Linked DNA regions of Homo sapiens: region 1 is linked to region 2. The links are chromatin contacts, found by Hi-C or POLR2A ChIA-PET in ENCODE. All regions are on one chromosome and are shown on one strand. Each heading gives the region's core, a stretch centred on a gene start or an enhancer-like site at or near the end of the contact. The rest is flanking DNA. Distances are from core to core; before and after follow the strand shown. Region 1 overlaps CLSTN1 (calsyntenin 1). Region 2 holds the start of TMEM201 (transmembrane protein 201).

The links. A loop is a pair of places that touch in the nucleus more often than their neighbours do. ChIA-PET counts read pairs that join two places held with the same protein, here RNA polymerase II (POLR2A). Pooled maps may share reads with other maps.
Region 1: a loop to region 2 is called in a pooled map, with 16 times the contacts of the local background. The contact joins the enhancer-like site here to the promoter of TMEM201 in region 2. A Hi-C loop is called at or near these places in 1 of 37 single-sample maps with no recorded cell type and 9 of 50 pooled maps. POLR2A ChIA-PET finds 5 or more read pairs at or near these places in 1 of 52 experiments (GM12878).

The regions. Positions count from the first base shown.
Region 1 is chr1:9,783,016-9,786,273 of GRCh38, reverse strand. The region is part of intron 1 of CLSTN1 (calsyntenin 1); the gene reads left to right. Among named protein-coding and RNA genes, the nearest start is that of CLSTN1, 39 kb to the left of the region's middle. Within about 2 kb of position 1,598, at least 2 of the 41 ENCODE cell types and tissues checked have a DNase peak (open chromatin) inside an H3K27ac peak, as active enhancers do; they include GM12878, where a contact is called at or near this core.
Region 2 is chr1:9,587,439-9,590,894 of GRCh38, reverse strand. TMEM201 (transmembrane protein 201) reads right to left here and starts at 1,984. Exons shown (of 11, transcript NM_001130924.3): 1 at 1,852-1,984. The coding sequence starts at 1,964. RefSeq lists silencers at 1,539-1,608, 1,769-1,968, 1,979-2,388.

The DNA of each region.
Region 1 (3,258 bases), core at 349-2,848, 200 kb before region 2:
AGTTTCACTGTACTATTAAAAAACTCAATTGTTCTGTTAGCTTAAGAATTTATTTGACACTTAATGTGTGTGTTTTTTGTTTGTTTGAGGCAGGTCTCGCTCTGTCACCCAGTCTGGAGTGCAGTGGTGTGATCTCAGCTCACTGCAACCTCCACCTCCCAGGCTCAAGCGATTCTCATGCCTCAGCCTCCCGAGTAGCTGGGAGGTCCCAAGTAGCTCCCAAGTGTACCACCATGCCTGGCTAATTTTTTCCTATTTTTTGTAGAGACAGGGTTTTATCATTTTGCCCAGGCTGGTGTCGAACTCCTGAACTCAAGCGATCCACCCACCTCAACCTCCCAAATTGCTGGGATTACAGGCATGACCTACCGTGCCCGGCCTTAATGTGTTTTTATTTTAAAAATTAACTTCAAGCTGGGTGGGGTGTCCCACACCTCTGAGACAGAGTGAGACCCTGACTCGGAAAAAAAAAAAAAAAGAAATTCACATCAATGTAATGCACAAATTATTAAAGTGGCTCTTTTAAAGTGTACAAGTGATTTTCATGTAGACATCATTGGTTTTCCTTAACGGGGTGGATGTCAGTCAGTGGTTCTCAAGGGAGGAGGGAGGAGGATTGCCCCCAGGGGATCTTGGGGAATGTCTGGAGACACTTCTGGTTGGCACATCTTGGTGGGGAGGCCGCGGACATCCAGTGGTTTTGAGGCCGGGATGCTGCTGAACGTCCCACAATGCACGGGACAGCCCCACAGCTAAACATTGTCTGGCCCAGAGTGTCCAGCTGTTGAGAAACCCTGATCTAAATAATGTCTAAGCTATGTATTTGGTGTTTCAATCAGCCCTTTAAAATTTAGTTTGTTTGGGATTCTGATGAAGAAATCCTTAAACCTGTGCATACAGAGATTCTTTGGCAGTGTTCAGTCTTTGGAAAAAAAAAAATAAGAGTAATTAAAAAATCTGTTTTACAGCTGGGTGCAGTGGGTCACGCCTGTAATCCCAGCACTTTGGGAGACTGAGGCAGGCGGATCACTTGAGGCCAGGAGTTTGAGACCAGACTGGCCAACATGGTGAAACCCTGTCTCCGCTAAAAATACAAAAATTAGCCAGGCACGGTGGATCACCTGAGGTCAAGAGTTCAAGACCACCCTGGCCAACATGGTGAAAACCCCTCTCCTCTAAAAATAACAAAAATTAGCTGGGAGTGGTGGCACACATTGTAGTTTTATTTCACTTCAGCCTGGGTGACAGAGCAAGACTCTCAAAAAAAAAAAAAAAAAGAATTTATGACTAGGGACAATACTTAGAGACCCAGAGATAATGCCTTTTTATATTTTGATTTTAAAACTGTGAATATTTTACCTGTTCCAAATGCTTTTTTGAGGAAAAAAAGAATCAGCTGGAGATTTTAAACTTAGAGTTTAAGATACTTTTCTACCCATGTCATCTTTAACAAGGGCCTACTAGCTCGCCTTTGGAAATTAACTAGCAGGATTTTAAAATCAAAGCCTGAGAACTTGGAGCATGCAAGGGCACCTGTCACCACCTGCTGGCAGTGTTCCTTAATTGCAGGTTCTTATGATAGACCAAGGTTTAAAAGTTGAATCTGCAAATGAAACCTGTAACATCATCTAGGATTTATAGGTGAGACGCCAACAGTCTCTTGCAATATTTAGCTGTTGTTTTTTAAGGGCAGACATGACCAACCTACGTGTCATGATAAGAGGCACACATCACACTCTTGTTTGAAACAGTGGGTTTCTTTTTTCTTTAGAGATAGTCTTGTTCTCCCTGAGGCTGGACTGCAGTGGTGAGATCTTGGCTCACGGCAGCCTGTAACTCTTGGGCTGAAACATTCCTCCTGTCTCAGCCTCCCGAGTAGCTGGGAGTACAGGCATGTGCCACCATGCCAGCTAACTTTTTTTTTTTATTCAAGAGGGAATCTCGCTTTGTCACCCAGGCCGGAGTGCAAGTGACACAATCTCTGCTCACTGCAACGTCTGCCCCCCAGGTTCAAGAGATTCCCCTGCCTCAACCTTCCGAGTAGCTGGGGTTACAGGTGCATGCCACCACGCTTGGTTAATTTTTTTTTTTTTTTTTTTTTGAGATAGAGTTTCGCTCCTGTCGCCCAGGCTGGAGTGCAGTGGCGCAATCTTGGCTCATTGCAACCTCCGTCACCCTGGTTCAGGCAATTCTCCTGCCCCAGCCTCCCAAGTATCTGGGATTACAGGCATCTGCCACCACGCCTAGCTAATTTTTGTATTATTATTATTATTATTTTTTGAGATGGAGTTTCACTCTTGTTGCCCAGGCTGGAGTGCAATAGTGTGGTCTCAGCTCCCTGCAACCTCTGCCTCCCAGGTTCAAGCAATTCTCCTGTCTCAGCCTCCCAAGTAGCTGGGATTACAGGCACCCGCCACCACGCCTGGTTAATTTTTGTATTTTTAGTAGAGACAGGGTTTCACCATGTTTGCCAGGCTGGTCTCGAACTCCTGACCTCAGGCCATCTGCTCACCTTGGCCTCCCAAAGTGCTGGTATTACAGGCGTGAGCCACTGTGCCCGGCCAATTTTTGTATTTTTTTAGTGGAGACGGGGTTTCACCATGTTGGCCAGGCTGGTCTCGAACTCCTGACCTCAGGTGATCCACCTGCCTCGGCCTCCCAAAGTGCTGGAATTACAGGCGCGAGACACTGTGCCTGGCCTAATTTTTGTGTTTTTAGTAGAAACAGGGTTTCACCACATTGGCCAAGCTGGTCTCGAACTCCTGACCTCAGGTGATCCACCCGCCTTGGCCTCCCGAAGTGTTGGGATTACAGGCGTGAGCCACTGTGTCCAGCCTAATTTTTTAAAACATTTTTTTGTAGAGACGGGATCACACCTTGTCACCCAGGCTGGTGTCGAACTTCTAGGCTCAAGCAATCCTCCTACCTGGGCCTCCCAAAGTGTTGGGATTATGGGTGTGAGCCACTGCGCCTGGCTGGAAACCGTGGATTTCTAGTTACAAAGTCTTCTTTACTTACAATCAGGTTTATCTTCTGATAAACCCATCTTTGTAAAGTCTAAAAATCCTAAGTTGAGCCACTGTAAGTGGGGAACCATCCATATGAGTGAATAAACCGGAAAGGAACTGTTCGTGTACTGGGTTGACTGATATCAGGGCCACCCTGGGACCTGTGGTTGGCGTCTGGGCTCTGCAACCAACCTGCTGAAATCCCCGTTACTTGTGAGACTTAGGCATGGGTCCAGCCTCTCTCTCTCTT
Region 2 (3,456 bases), core at 735-3,234:
GTCAATGCTTGGTTCCTCACTGTCACAGCACTCTCCTCCTCGGAGGAAGGCTCAACCTCTTGCTAGGTTGGTCTGGCTTCTGAATCGTGACAGTGGCCAATTTATGACCTCCAGGTGAAACCCAGTGCTCTATGAGGACATCTTAAAGCATCCTGGGAAAGGCTGGCCCTTCTCGGCCCAATCAACAGCAAGGGTCTCAATGCCACACCGTGACCTGCTGGTGTCGTCAGGGGCGTGAAAGGACTTCCAGGCACCCTCCTAGTTCCCCTGGCACCAGCTAGCCCAATATCTCTCCAAGGCCCCAGACTCTTGTTTCCAGGAGATGGAGAGCTGTGGCCAGCAGGGCAGGAAGGGGAGACAGCATCCCTGAGGACAGCTGCAGTGTGTGGCACAGTGAGCCACCCAGTCCAAGTCCAGCCTCAATAAACACAACGGAGGTGCTGTGTGGCTGGCAGACTATCCCCTCCCCCAGGCTCTCATCCTTGAGGCAACACCCCCCATCCTGGGTTAGCTGAGAGGCGGCTTCGTCCAGGAAGAACACCGGGTGCTGGACCAGCTCAGCTGGCAACATGCTCTGGGAATGTGAGCAAATCACCTGAGGTCTCTGGACCTCGGTCCCCTGGGTATAAAACCACCGGCTTGGACAAGCTGGTCCTGCAGATGCTCAACTTCCAGGAATCCAGCAGAAACCGACATGGAGAGACTTGGGTTGTCAGGGACCTCTGGGCTGGGGTCACTCAATCCCCAGCTACCCTCCTCAGTCACATCTGGCCCATCCTCCAGACACAGCTGATGTCCCTCCCATGCCTTCCTCCTCTGGGAAGCCTCTGTGACTCAACCACCTGTACTTCTTTTTCCCCGTTTCCCCCCTGGAGGAGAGAAGCAGCACCGGTATGTGTTAAGGAAGAACAAACAGACCAGCCAGACGATCAGGGTTCAAACCCCAGCTCTGCCACTTGCTGCTGAGTGGGCAAGTCCCTTCTCCCCTTTTTCCTAAGGGTGTGAGCTCATTGCATCCCTTGCCGAAGCTGCAAACCCATCCACTCTTTCTAGGATGTTCTCACAACCCCACTTTCCCCCCTGCCCTCTGGAAAGGTGGATCAAGTGGAGAAACAGTAAGCTACCTGCGAGGCTCTGCTGAAGCAACAGGCCACTAAGCTTTTATGCCTGGCGATGGAGGCCGATGAAAGAGGCCGGATCTGAACCCGGGGGCCCGCATGGCCCGTGAGCCGGGCAGGGAGGAGGGTGGCCCCGGCCCGTCTTGAACTGTTTGGAGGCATCTCAGGCCTTGCCCACCTCTGGGAGGCAGCCCAGCCTCGGGGTCTGCCCTGCAGATTCCATCGGCTCAAACCATGATTCCTCTCATTAACAGCAAGTTACTGAGCCTCCCTGTCCCTCAGCTGCTCTAGCGTAAGCAGGGGCTGTGGCTCTGAAACGCGCGGATGCGAGGCGTGTAGAAAAACGCCCGGGACGTCACATGCCGAGCAGCAACCGCCAGCCGCGATCGCCAGCATCGCCGTGCACCGGGGCCCAGCACGGGGCTGAGGGCAGGGGCGGCCCGTGCGCACCGGCTCCAGCCCCCCGCGGCTCCCGGAGGAAGTTTGTGGCCCCCGCGCGGCGCTCTCGCCCGCGCCCCACGTTCCCGGAGTCCCCGCCGCTCCACTCGACTCCGCAGCCGCTTCCCGACTGCAGTCTCAACCCGGTCTCGGGGGGCGGCGGCGCGCGCCGGGGGTCTCCGCGCGCCCGCGGGCAGCCCGGGTCCCGGCCGAGGGGGGCAGCGGGCCGGGGCGGCGCGGGGGCGGGCCTGGCGGGCGGCGCAGAGGGCCGCGTGGGGCCGAACCATGCACTCACCTCCGCGCGATCCGGTAGAGCAACACGCCGGCCGCGGCGCACGCCGTGACCCCCAGGCCGCCGGCCAGGCCGGCCGTGGGGCAGCGGGCCAGCAGCGCGCTCACTCCCTCCATGGCTCTCCGCGTGGAAGGACGGCAGGCCGGCAGGGGGGTAGGCGGGTAGGCGGGTAGGCGGGTAGGCGGGCAGGCGGGCAGGCGGGCAGGCGGGCAGGAGGCGGTGACGCCGGGGGCGCGGGCCGCAGGCGGGACGCGGGGCGGCGACGCGCGCCTCCTCGCGCCGTGACCTTCGCCGCTTTGTAGCGGGCGCGGGCCCGCCCCCTGACTCGGCGCGCTCCCGTCGCGCAGCCAATCGGGACGAGGGGTGAGCCCGGGTGGGCGGGGCGGCGGCGGAAGCGACAGAGCCGGCCGGGGAGCGCCCCCGCGCGGCCGGAGGTGGAAGGCGGCGCGGGGAGGGCGGGGCACGGAGCCCTGTAGGAAAGCCCCGCCTTCTGCCTCCCGCGCCAGCCGCCAGGCCCGGAGGTCTGGCTGCAGACAGTCCACCGAGCTTCTGCTAAGGGGAGCATCTCCAGAGTACGCAACTGCTTGTAATTAGTCTTTTTCCCCCTCGCTAATCCTGTCTAGTCAAACCCAGCCTATGCGCCCAGTGCTGTTTAGCAGCTCCTTGAGCCGCTCTAATGGTTGAAAAACTAGCTTTTTAGAAACACGATCATCCACGGATAGGGACATGGTTGAATAAATCATAGGACAGCCATAGTTCGGAACATAATGCAACCATTAGAAAGAATGCCAGATCCAGGCAGGGCGCGGTGGCTCACGCCTGTAATCCCAGCACTTTGAGAGGCCGAGGCGGGCGGATCACGAGGTCAGGAGATCGAGACCATCCTGGCTAACACGGTGAAACCCCCTCTCTACTAAAAATACAAAAAATTAGCCGGGCGTGGTGGCGGGCGCCTGTAGTCCCAGCTACTCGGGAGGCTGAGGCAGGAGAATGGCGTGAACCCGGGAGGCGAAGCTTGCAGTGAGCCGAGATCGCGCCACTGCACTCCAGCCTGGGCGACAAAAGCGAGACTCCTTCTCAAAAAAGAAAGGAAAGGCAAGGAAAGAGAGAGAGAGAGAAAGAAGGAAGGAAGGAAGAAAGGAAAGAAGGAAGGAAAGAAGGAAAGAAAGAAAGGAAGAAAAGAAAAGAAAGCCAGATCTGGAGTTATTGGCATAGATGGATGATACATTGTTTTTAAAAAGCAACATGCAGGCAGGGCGCGGTGGCTCACACCTGTAATTCCAGCACTTTGGGAGGCCGAGGCGGGCGGATCACCTGAGGTCAGAAGTTCAAGACCAGCCTGGGCAACATGGTGAAACCCCATCTCTACTGAAAATACAAAAATTAGCCGGGCGTGGTGGTGCACACCTGTAATCCCAGCTACTCGGGAAGCTGAGGCACAAGAATCGCTTGAACCTGGGAGGCGGAGGTTGCAACGAGTCAAGATTGTGCCGCTGCATTCCAGCCTGGTGACAGGAGACTCCTTCTGAAAAAACAAAAACGACAACAAAAAAGCAACATGCAGGCCGGGCACATGGTGGCTCACGCCTGTAATTCCAGCATTTTGGG